2 separate regions of the Homo sapiens genome follow, and region 1 is linked to region 2. A link is a contact called in ENCODE Hi-C or POLR2A ChIA-PET data. All regions are on one chromosome and are shown on one strand. Each heading gives the region's core, a stretch centred on a gene start or an enhancer-like site at or near the end of the contact. The rest is flanking DNA. Distances are from core to core; before and after follow the strand shown.

The links. A loop is a pair of places that touch in the nucleus more often than their neighbours do. ChIA-PET counts read pairs that join two places held with the same protein, here RNA polymerase II (POLR2A).
Region 1: a map of IMR-90 shows a loop between it and region 2 (4-fold over the local background). The contact joins the enhancer-like site here to the promoter of STUM in region 2. A Hi-C loop is called at or near these places in 1 of 168 maps with a recorded cell type or tissue (IMR-90). POLR2A ChIA-PET finds 5 or more read pairs at or near these places in 2 of 52 experiments (AG04449 and OCI-LY7).

What each region holds. Positions count from the first base shown.
Region 1 is chr1:226,986,108-226,992,041 of GRCh38, forward strand. COQ8A (coenzyme Q8A) reads left to right here. Exons shown (of 15, transcript NM_020247.5): 15 at 346-1,437. The coding sequence ends at 630. It overlaps CDC42BPA (CDC42 binding protein kinase alpha), which reads right to left. Exons shown (of 37, transcript NM_001394014.1): 37 at 3,758-5,934. Among named protein-coding and RNA genes, the nearest start is that of COQ8A, 49 kb to the left of the region's middle. RefSeq lists an enhancer at 4,411-4,490. Within about 2 kb of position 2,229, at least 17 of the 41 ENCODE cell types and tissues checked have a DNase peak (open chromatin) inside an H3K27ac peak, as active enhancers do.
Region 2 is chr1:226,545,231-226,551,097 of GRCh38, forward strand. It overlaps STUM (stum, mechanosensory transduction mediator homolog), which reads left to right and starts at 3,534. Exons shown (of 4, transcript NM_001003665.4): 1 at 3,534-3,876. The coding sequence starts at 3,675. RefSeq lists a silencer at 2,518-2,812.

The DNA.
Region 1 (5,934 bases), core at 979-3,478, 440 kb after region 2:
GACACGCATGGTGGGAGGCCCTGCCAGCTTAGGCCCACGGACTCTGTTCTTTTTGGCCAGAACAGTGTTTTGTTAAAACTCTGTATGAGTGCCACGAGGCGGGACGCATCCTCTGCACTCTGCCACAGGCCCCGCCACTCCCTTTTGTATCACATCAGCCCAGTCCATGTTACCCTCGTGTTCCCGGCCCCTGTGGGTTTGAGTTTATGCCCATTACCATGATGTAATCCAGTTTACAGCAGAGCTTTGAATGAGAACTCAGCGCCCCGGGCACTGTGGGAGGAACCCGGGCTGGTGGAGGGCTCTGGTGTCTCGCCGCCATTTATCCTTCCTCTCTTGCCCCAGGTCATGGAAGACGCCCACTTGGATGCCATCCTCATCCTGGGGGAGGCCTTCGCCTCTGATGAGCCTTTTGATTTTGGCACTCAGAGCACCACCGAGAAGATCCACAACCTGATTCCCGTCATGCTGAGGCACCGTCTCGTCCCCCCACCCGAGGAAACCTACTCCCTGCACAGGAAGATGGGGGGCTCCTTCCTCATCTGCTCCAAGCTGAAGGCCCGCTTCCCCTGCAAGGCCATGTTCGAGGAGGCCTACAGCAACTACTGCAAGAGGCAGGCCCAGCAGTAGGGCTGCGGGCCACGCCCAGGCCGGCTCCGCGGGAACTCTCTCCCTCAGACAGGCCAAAAACCAGTAGCGAGGTCGTGGTGATGCTCTTTTTAACTCCTTTGCCCAATAAGGGGGGTGGCTGCCTGGAGCCCCGTAGCCAGCGCTTTCCACGGTTTCTGTTGCTAAATGGTTGTAGGGTGAGAAGTGCAAGAATGAAGATGAAGCCCCACTGCTCGGTCAGTCTGCCTCCGTGTGTCCTCTGAAATAAGCAGATGAAGATGAAAGGGCAACTTTGTTTTCTTCTTTTTCCTGATGTGAATGTTAAGCAGAAGGGAGAGAGTCCTTACTCCCTTCCAATCTCTGTTCAGTGCAAAACCCAGAAACATGAACAGATACGATTGTGGGATTTTATCATCTGTGTAGTAGGTGTGTGTATGTGTTTCTAGAGTGAGATTTGTGTTTTCTGCCCTTTTCCTCTCCAGCCGATGGGCTGGAGCTGGGAGAGGTGCTGAGCTAACAGTGCCAACAAGTGCTCCTTAAGCCTGCGAGGCCCAGGCCTGTGGGGCTGGTTCTCACCTTTGACAGCTGAATGTTCCTAAAGAACTGCTGCCCCACAGTGAGGGTGGGAGCAGCGGAACAGGGAATGCCAGACACAGGCTCGCTGCTGCTGGAAGGCGGGGTGGGACTTCCTTCCTCTGTCCGGAGAGGCACAGGTGTCACCAGTTCCAGCCAAAGGCTCCTCACAGGCGCTGTGAATTTTTGTACAAGTCTTGTAATTATCGAATCAACAACTTGTTTCAATTTAATAAAAATGCTCATGGGAAGTGCTTTGGCGCGTGTACCCTCTTCTGTATTCTGGAGAATGACGACCCGTATCTTCTAGCTCGTGGTGGTGGTTCTTTTCTGACCTGACGGTCAGCAGGTTCAGTGTCACAGCCCATTTGCAAGGGTTGGGACTGGTTCAGCGTGAGGCCCTTGGCCCTGAACCTGGAAGGCTCAGCCCCGTTCCCTGTAAGAAGGGAGGTGGGAGGGGTGGAGAACAGGAGGAGAGGTTGCGGTGTCACTGCCCCAGCCCCCGGGAGGCTGTACCACACTGCTGAAGCTGCTGTACCTGGTGATGGTGGCAACTGGGAGGACAGTGACACCTGCCAGCACGGCTGATGCCAGGTCTGCATCACAGTGAGACGTCTCCTCTCTAGACATCAGCTGCAGTTGAGGACCACGTCCTGAAAAGTGGCTTTTCCTGGGGCCAGACTGATTCCTAGATAACAGGACACACTGGACACTGAGCTGGGGCCCTTTCTACGGACCTGTGAGCAGTTGAAAGTGCATCTGCAGAATGCACAGGCCCAAAAGAGGCTTTGAGAGGTATAGGCTTTCAGGGTTCTTAAAGAAAGAAAATATAGTTTCTGAAATTTGGGATTGCCGAGTAGCAGACCCAGTGGGCTCCGGGACAGGATGGAGAGGCCTGGGTGGCGTCCGTGAGGCTGCCTGGCTAGCAGCGGCGCCCAGCACCACTGTCAGATCCCTGGCTGAAACTCTTGTGGCCCTCTTCTTAAGGGTATTTGCTGTTGTCTAGCAAACTCCTCTGCAGCACTCAGATCTGAAGCCATCGCCCTGCAGAGTAAACAGCAGGGGAAGAACCCAGGCCAGCCCCAGCCAGGGCTCTCACAGTCTCCTCTTCCTCTTGAACAACAAGCCAAACAAGTCAAGCAGCAGCATGCGGGGGGAAGGGAGAGGAGAACAACAGCAGCCAGCATTTGCTTCCCCAGGAACCACGACCATAACTGCTGGAACAGGAGAAGTTTTCTAAGGGAAAACTGGAATGTGGTTTGTGTGTCCTAAGTCTGAGAGCCGGCTGAGAACTAGAGCCCTCCCTGTGAAGACAGTGGGGATCACTGGATTGCAAATGACTTTAATCCCCAAGTAAAGCTGGCTCTGAAGCTGGCCACACATACTTATTCTTTTGTACCTATTTTGATTTTTACAGTATTGTGATGAATGACTCCCCGTGCTCACCCATTCACACTGAGACATGGGGCATGAGAACATGGCAAATCATGGCTTGATTTTCCCAGGGTCTGTGTCTTCGTGTCCCTAACATCTAGTGAAGGGCTGGACACCACACAACAAAAAAATATTTGTTACTGTAGGCTTTGGCGGTTACTCATAAGGACAAAACACTAAACCATAGGCTAGAAGTTAGATTCTGAGTGCATTAACTCCTGACACTCCAAGTGGGCCTTTTTACAGAGGGAAAAAAAAAAAAAGAGGCCCAGAGGTTAAGTGGCAGAATGAGGATTTGGAACAAGACAGTCTAGTCTTACAGTCTACACTAAGGGGACCAAACGAAGGGCTGGCAAACTATGATGGTCCAAGGGCCAAATCTGGCCCACTGCATTTTTGTAAGTTTTATTGGGGCACAGCCACTCTCGTTTATGTACGTAGCAGGCTAAGACTGTTTTTGCACTGAAATGCCAGAGCCGGGGAGCTGCAGCAAACTATATACACAAAGGCACAAGGATTTCTTAACTGGTCCTGGACAGAAAAGGGTTGCCAAGCCCTGTTCTAAAGCACTGCACAGCTGACACTACAGTAAACCAACATAACAGTATCAGCCACAAATGTCAATTCCATGGGCCATTGGAACCGGAAGTATTCTCCGAATAACTACTTAGCTGCCACCAGTTCAGGAGTTCCTTTAACCCCACCCCTGGACCTTCCCTGTATGTTCTTAGATGAACCATTCTAACTCCAGAAAAGCAGTAACAGTCCGTCTTGTTTAAGTGACACAAAATCAAACTGCTCCCACATTCACACTGTCAGGGCCACTCAGGAAACCTCACGCAGCCAGGGTTTGGTCTTGTGGACCGAAGTAACAGCAACAGCGAAGTTCTGGCCAGAAGAGGGGAGTTGAAAGCTTCAGGAGAATTGAACATCATTCTTACCCGAGCTAAGGAAGAAATTAAGAAAGTCCTAGATTAAACCACAGGGGCAAACTAACCCCATGTCCTTTTACGGCATAAAGAAGCAGCCTGGATGAGGAAGGAGGCCAGCAGAAAGAAGAGAAGTGACAGGCGGAGAGGTGGCACCTTTCTCTATTTCTCAGACTTTCAAGTGGGGGGAAAAGAGACAAAATACTCAATGCTAACAGTTCTCTGTTTTATTGCAATACAGCAAAGTCTGGTTAATATTAAGTGATATCAACATAAAGTATTGGTGAGGAGTCTTTTGTGACATTTTTTACCATCCCACCTTAAATATTTCTGTGCAAAAGAATCCACATCATTGTTTGGTAGCAGAGGATCTCTTAAAAAGTTCCCTAAGACACTGAGGGCATAAAACCAAACAAAATAAAATAAGGAGTGATAGGCTAAAGCAGTATCTTCCCCTCCATCCACATTTGTCAGCATTATATTCTAACCAAAAAATGATCACACCAGGCCATGCAAAACTGTACAATATTACGAGAAAAACCCTAAAAAATTTATAAAATGAATGATATTACACTATCAAATAAAAAGACAAGTCATTTTGTTTTCATGAGATTTCAAGGTTGATTTGAGTCAGCTTCCCCCGGAACTGCACGGTGTCCTGTGTGGGGAGGGCCCAGCGTGCTGCCAGTGCTGGGGGGCAGGGCTTACACTCCTTATCTAGCAGAAGTGCACAGAGAACTCTGGACTTGAGTAACAAAGTCATAAGGAAAGAGATTTTAAAATGGGCTCCATGAAATGCAGCTCATCTAGTTCAGGGCTGGGCCAGAGAGACGGGGGAGTGGAGTGCCCAATTCATTCCCTGTTGTGCTCACCAGACATGGGCTACGGCAAAGTCTGCTCTGAGCGCCCCTCTGTCTAGATTGGATGGGGAGCCTTAGGCTTGGCAAGGCCTACCTGCTGGGAGACTGCAGTGGTTGTGATCCCGGCCAAAGGCGGCAAATGGCCCTGCTGCGTCTGTGGTTTTGACCTCTGCTCACCCCTGCTCTGGCTTTTCCTTAATGATACCTGAGATGCCACATAAATGTAACCAGTCTTTCTCAGAAATAGACGTGGCCACTAAGTAACAAAATGACATAATTCTAACCTATGGAAGGAGAGAGAGGCTGAGAGCTAGCCAGGAATGATAGATTGTTGCTGTAAACATGACAGGAATTTCAGATTCTCCCCTGAAATGTGAGTACAATAATTGGCTGGAAAACCAAATAGATGGGCTCCTTTTAGTTGTATCTCATAGCCTTAAAGCTGTGCTCCCTAGGAAATAACAGAAATCACTAAGTGTGTTGGGGATGTGTATAAATACATACATAATAACAAAAAATGTAAGATCTACTTTAGCAATCATTTGACAAGAAGCAAGACTTTTGTTTTTGGCAAAAAGAATATATATGTATGTAATTTTAAATACCCAAAGCACAAACATGATTAGTCAGAATTTGAGGGTAGATAACTTGGCTGGACATAGATAGCACCAAATACTAACACAGATAGACTATCCCAGAAATGCCTCTGAATGTATTTTTTCTATTGAGAAACAGGTTTCTGCTGCCATATACGTTTTTAAAATGTCCTGCATGAAAACAAAAGAAAACTTCAGATAGTAATAAAATACTTTATCTGTGAGCTGTGCTACTGACTCCTCTGAATGGTCATTATGTTTTCTTTGCCTAGAACCCACTCCCTGTCTTTTCACATCATTCTTCTCAGAAGCTTCTGGAGGTAACAGGCTTCATATTTAAGGGTGGGATAAACCCAGTAGGATGACCGTTATTTTGGGAAAACCCTCCCCAAAACTATTCCCCCTGGCAGTGTTTCTCTCCTAAAGCCCTGCTTTTAGAATCTGCACGCATTCGGGACTGCTCTATTATGACTGATGAGATTACTTGCCATTGCAGTGGAAAAATCAAAGAGTGCCATGGTGCAATCCATGGGGTGAATATGGACAAGTCGCCCAGTTAGCCTGGCAACCTAGACAAGCCTCAGTAGCTCTCTCTCTCTGCCCTGTTGGGAGGCTGAAGAGTATGACCCATAGCAGTGGAGCTAGACTTTAGGTAGGGTTATTATTTTGATCTTAAAAGCATCCTTTGCAAAATAAGCACCTATAAGCAACAAAAATTCATAATTACTTGTCAAAGCTACAAACTAATGGCTTATGTCAAGTCCTGTTAATCTCGGCTTGGGATGGCCTCCTCCCTGCCTGAGAAGAGAAGGGAGAGAGGAGAAGGCAAGGGGAAAGGGAAGAGGAGGATGGGGAGGGTGGGGATGGGGAGGGTGGGAAGAGTGAGGAGGAGAGGAGGGGAGGGTGGGGAGAGTGAGGAGGGTGGGGAGAGTG
Region 2 (5,867 bases), core at 2,284-4,783:
AGTGTGCACCACCACGCCCAGCTAATTTTTGTATTTTTCGTACAGATGGAGTTTTGCCATGTTGCCCAGGCTGGTCTTGAACTCCTGGGCTCAAGTGATCCTCTTGCCTCAGCGTCCCAGTGTTGGGATTACGGGCATGAGCCACTGCGCCCAGCCTCTGTGACTTTTTAAATTCCACATCTGCATACAGGGCTCTAACTACCATTTGTATGCTGATGGCTCCCAAATCTGCAGCCCCAATTGCTTCCTTGATTCTCGATTTGACTCAATATCCAACTTTTATCAAGACAATTATCTATGCTGGCCATTTATCAATGAGTCCCCGCTACCTCTCGGATGTGTTCAGACCCTTCAAACTCATTTCCTCCTTGTCTGCTATTAATACCCAGTTTTCATTTGGGAACTGTCCCTACCCCATTCTCAGTCCTTTTCAGTCAGGAAGAGTCCTCCTCCCCCTCAGCCTCTATATAAGCATGTGACCTGATTTTATCCCCTCCAGCCCATCTTCCACACTGTGAACAAATATATCTCATAATGGTGGTGGTTTTAAAGCCTAGGCCCAAGTCTTTGACACCCCTCCATAGAGAGGCGGGGTGTCCCCCATGAAATCTGGGCAGGCTTGTGACTGCATCGACCAGTAAAGCCCTGCAGAAGTGACACTGTGTGACTTCCAAAGTTAGGGCAGAAAAGTCCAAGTCCACACAGCTTCCACTGGTCCTGCAATGTTCATTCTCTGGGGGCCTCCTCTCAGGAAATTCCCTCTCAGAAGCCAGCTGTCATAGTGTGAAAAGTCCAAGTCACGTGGGGAGGCCATGTGTAGGCGCTTTGCTGACCCATCCTAGTTGACCCAGCTTTCAAGTTACCCCAGTCCAGGCAGGCTGAGATTCCTGAGAATCTTCTCAGAAGTGGATCCTCTAGCCCCAGCTGTTCCAGCTATCAGCCATTTCAGTCTCCCGAGCTGAGGCTCCAGATACAAGGAGCAAAGAAGAATTATCTTGGTGTGCTCTGTCCAAGCTCCTGACCACAGAATTTGTGATCAGAAAAAAATGGTTGTGTTAAGCTGCTAAATTTGGGGGTAATTTGTGACACAGTGATAGTAACTGGAACACTTATGCCACACCCCTGCTTAAAATGTTCCAGTGATTCTGCATCACCACCACCGAGATGAAGTCCAAATTCCTTTGCCATTCAGTACTAGATGCCTGTCCACCCCACCAGATCCATCTCCTGTCTCTGCCCACACAAGCCCTAGTGCCAGCCACACTGCAATTCCTGGAATCATCCCTACTTCCCTGGGCTCCCATGCCTTTGTATATTTTGTTGCTCTGCCTGGATGTCTTTCTGACATCCAAGATATTCAGCAAATCATCTGGAAAACTGGGGGATGCAAATCCACTGACGTCCCTGAAATCCTTTTTCTCCAGGAGGAATGATTGACTGGCCCTAAGACAGTTCAAGTGCTCTGCAAAAGAATATTCACAGAATGTGGGTTATTTTCTAGGTCTCTGAATAAAATACTGGTTATATAGAATTGATTCTGGAGCCAGATTGCCTGCATTCAGCTGCCAGCTCTACCACTGATTAGTGGGGGACTTTGTGCAGCCTGTTTAACTTCTCTGTGCTTCAATTGCCCCATCTGTAAAATGGGGTAATAAATAATCCTTACTTTGTAGAGTTATGGTAAGGATTAAAAGAGTTAAAATGTGTAAAGGGTTTTTAGAATGATGCCTGGCAGAGAGTGCTTGGGTAAATAAGTGTTTGTTGAAAATAAAACAAATCTGCAAATAGTTAACTGTAGTCATTGCTCAAGTCCCTTTGAGTATCGCCTTCTTTGGGACACCTCCCCGAGGCCTCCCCCACGCTAGCTGGCTTCACAGATAGGTCCATGTTGTCGCAGCACCTCCAGCACATCACAGCTGCAACATTCCTCACTGTTTCTGTAAGTCTATCTTTGTAGTTGTCAGTATCTCTCAGCTCATTTCTTAGATTCTTGAAGGCAGAGGCTGGATTTTACTCATTTCTCTCTCCCTGGAATCTAAGTCTTAGTAGGCCTTCAATAATTGTGTATTAAATGGAAGCTTGCTATGATTTTAACCAACACAGTAACTCCAGGCCAGAAAAGGCTAAGCGAGTTCTTCTAAGCCATACAGGTTTTAGTGGCTGAACAAAGACTAAAATTTTTAACCCTGTTCTTCTGACTGCCAAACCTAAGCTAATGACTCGTGTGTGTGTGTATCTGTGTATGTGTACACACGCATGTGTGTGTCCACCAGTATCATCACTAACCCCTGGCCATTTGCTTTTAAAATTATTTTATTCAGAGACTTATACAATAAGTATAAGTATACAATAACCCATGTTCTTTTAGCCTCTTCTGAGACCCTGGGTTGTTTATAATAATAATCACTATTATTCCTGAAGGGAGGCTATTGCACCCTTCCAATTATTCAGACGATTTGCTGACTGTCTGGATAATTCCGAAGCCTTTAACCCCTCCCTAACGTTAGAGGCGGTAACTTTCATCCGTTTACTTTTTCCAGGTGCGGAGGCGAAGCAGCCTTATTCAGAAAATCGAATTCAAACAGGACCTCAAGCTGCCGGCTGTTGCTTCTACCAACTGCCCCATTATTAACGCCAGACGGCGCTGTGTCCTCACTGGCTCTTTAACCACCACGTCGGGCTCACAGAAGGCTCAGGTTTCCTCCAGTATAGTTCAGGGGATGGTGAACGCTTCCCAACAAGCCTGCAACAGGCGCATTTCTTTCTGCTTTTGGTGCGTGTGTGTAGGGAAGTGTCCCATCTTTTAACTAGTCTTGCGGAGACCTGGCCTGGTGTTTGCAAATCTGTTTCCTCTATTATCGATCCGATCTCTGGATTGCTTTTTCTCTGACACTTGAAACAAATTCACTCCTATATATTTTTTAAGTGATTTTTTTTTTTTTTTTTTTTTTTTACAAAATAGAGCTGGGGCGGGGGGGGGGGGGTCTCGCTACGTTGCCCAGGCTGGTTTCGAACTCCTGGGCACAAGTAATTCTCCCACCTTGGCCTCCCAAAGTGGGGAATACAGACGGGAGCCACTGCGCTCGCCCCAAACAAAATCATTTAAATCACAATGCACTGAAGGCCGACTAGGTGTCAGGCGCCGCGCGGTCCGTCCCTTGTCCCCATGTCCCTGGCCAAAGGCTTGCTCTAGATCAGGGGACTCAGCCTCGAGGCTTTCCCGACGGTGTCAGCCAAGCACACACTCCCAGTTCGCAGGGCTTCGTGGTCAAGGTTCCTAGTTCACCTGTCTGGGAGGGCGAGGTGTGTCCACCCCTTCCAGCACCTGGGCAAACAGCTCCCTTTGCGGTCCTCTTCCACTGCTTTCCCTCCGCCCTGATTTTCCATTCCTTGTGAGCGGTGGTTTTGGTTGGGGGGAGGGGGCGGGGAAGGGGCCTGGCGAGGAGGGGCGTCAGAGCGCTGTCACCGGGTGTCGCGCCGCCCTCCCCGCCCCTCCGCCGGGCGTGTGGGGACGCCGGAGGGCGGGAGTCTCCGCGAGCCGCGCGGCGCACGGAGCACGGCGGCCGCCTGAGCTCGGCGCGGAGCCCGGAGCCCGCAGCCGACAGTCTCCTGCTCCCGTACGCTGGGCGCCAGCTCCGGCCGTGCTGCCCGGCTGCCTGAGAGCGCGCCCGGCCATGGAGCCCTCGCACAAAGACGCCGAGACGGCGGCGGCGGCGGCGGCGGTGGCGGCGGCGGACCCCCGGGGGGCGTCCTCGTCCAGCGGGGTGGTGGTGCAGGTCCGCGAGAAGAAGGGCCCCCTGCGCGCCGCCATCCCCTACATGCCCTTCCCCGTGGCCGTCATCTGCCTCTTCCTCAACACTTTCGTGCCGGGACTGGGTAAGACACGGCTGCCGCGACCCTTGCGACCCCCACCCCGCCGCGGGAGGGCGTGGGGGGAGAGAAGGGCGCGGCCGGAGACCTCCTGGCGGGGCCGCGCGCTCCAAGTGCTGCGACCACGCGCCACCGCCCGCTCCTGGCGTCCCCGGGCAGGTGGCAGAAGCGCGTGGAGTGTGCACCCCAGAGGGGAGAGGCTGCGCTGGGGTCTCCGACCCGCAGGCGGGGCCCCAAAGAGCCGGAAACTTTGCGGCCAATGTTGGAGCCCGCAGCGGCGGCCGGAATGGCTCTGCCGGCTTCGGAGTAGGGCTCCCGTCCCGGCGCCCCGATTTCTGCTCCTTCTCTCCGTCGTGTGCATCCGTCCGCGAGCCCACTTCCCCGAGAGGAATGGGGTCGGATCAGAATGAGCTCTAGGGCCTCGGCGGCGAGGATCAAACTCCCGGGCGTCGAAGTCAGCTGAGCCGGGGAAAGAGGACGAGCCGGGCTAGATATACCTGCAGCCCCCTTTGGTTCGCGGAGTGCGGACCGCGTGGGGACGAGAACTCTAGCCAGAGTCTCCTCCGCCTCATTCAGGGGTACCTGCACTTCCGCCAGCACCCCGCAGGGCGCCAGGGGGATGGGGGATGATTTTATTAGTTTGGATGCATGTGGCCAGAGATGAACCCATAGCTCCCTCGGATCCCTTCTGTTCCTGAGAAGTAGAGAGTGCGCCGATGTAATTCTGTGCAGGACTCCGGCAGCCGGCAGGGGTTCTGGTGGCATCTATGTCCCACGTTTTAAAGCAGAGGCCCCTTACAGAGATGGTGCAGGAGGGTGAATGGAGGCAGGGAATGAGAAGTTTTCCTGACCCTCCCTCCCTTAACTCCACCCCCAGGTCTCTGCCTGCACGCCCCTCCCCTCCTCCAGCTTGGCACTGGCTGCTCCTGCGTGCTGGGAGGTGCCCCCCTCTCCCGTGCCCGCCCGAAGAACCAGGCGCCCCAGTGCCCTCTCCGGGAGAAAGCGTGCCCCTGTCGGCGAGCCTGTTGCCAACGTATGGTTCCAAGTTCCCAAGAGCAGAGGCCAGCTGGAAGGGGTTTTCAGTTTGACTTTGGCCTTTCTCACGGTCTCCTCGCTCTTCGCCTGCTTAGCAGGGGCCTCTGCTGCGGTGACAGCCAAGGCCACAGCCACCCACGCAGGACCCGTTCACTTTCCCCTCCGAGCTTACTTGTCTTTCTACCCTAAGGGGCTGCTGCGGCCAGAGCAGCCTATCTGAGCAGTAAGTTAGGTGGCCTTTAGTTGGGCTTCTCTCTTCTGGGGTGCCTCCAGCAGCCTGTCCCCCTGGCTGGTGTCATCAGATCAGCTCTCTTTGCACATTTAGACACTGCAAGGAGGCCAGCTGGTGTTAATCTAGTTTTATCAGAAATTCTCACCTGCTGGAGTAAAAAGAGACTGCCTGCCCCTCCCTCTGGCGGATATGAAGATCCTCCTGAGCCAGCATGCATCTTGATCCACCTTTTTTTTTTTTTTTAAGTGGTGAGGTAAACGCCACCCTATGGTCTTTTGAGGAAACAAATGCATTGGTGCCAGGTGAGAGGGGCTGCACCAAGTCACTGCTGCACGAGGAAACCACCTTGTGGGAGACCAGCCCCAGGAGACAGCAGCTGCCCACGCATGTACCTGTGTGTACCCTCCCTGGTCTCCCTTCACTAGGTGCCTTTCCCAGCCTTAGCCCTGCTGCATTGACAGCATCGGCTGCAGGGCACCGTCCATTCCGCTGACCCCTGGCTCCTTGCCCTGGGGATCCAGCTTTTCCCTTTGTGAGATCAGAATCCTATGGGATTTTTGTGAAACAAACAAATAAACAAACAAACAAAACAAACCATTATAAGAAACCAGGAGAAAATAAAGGGAAGATATGCAAACCACAAAAGTAATAAAACAGGTGAGCTGTAGGTGCACAGATTTCTGAATTTTCAGTGACATAATCCTGGCTTTTTTTTTTTTAATTTTGCTTT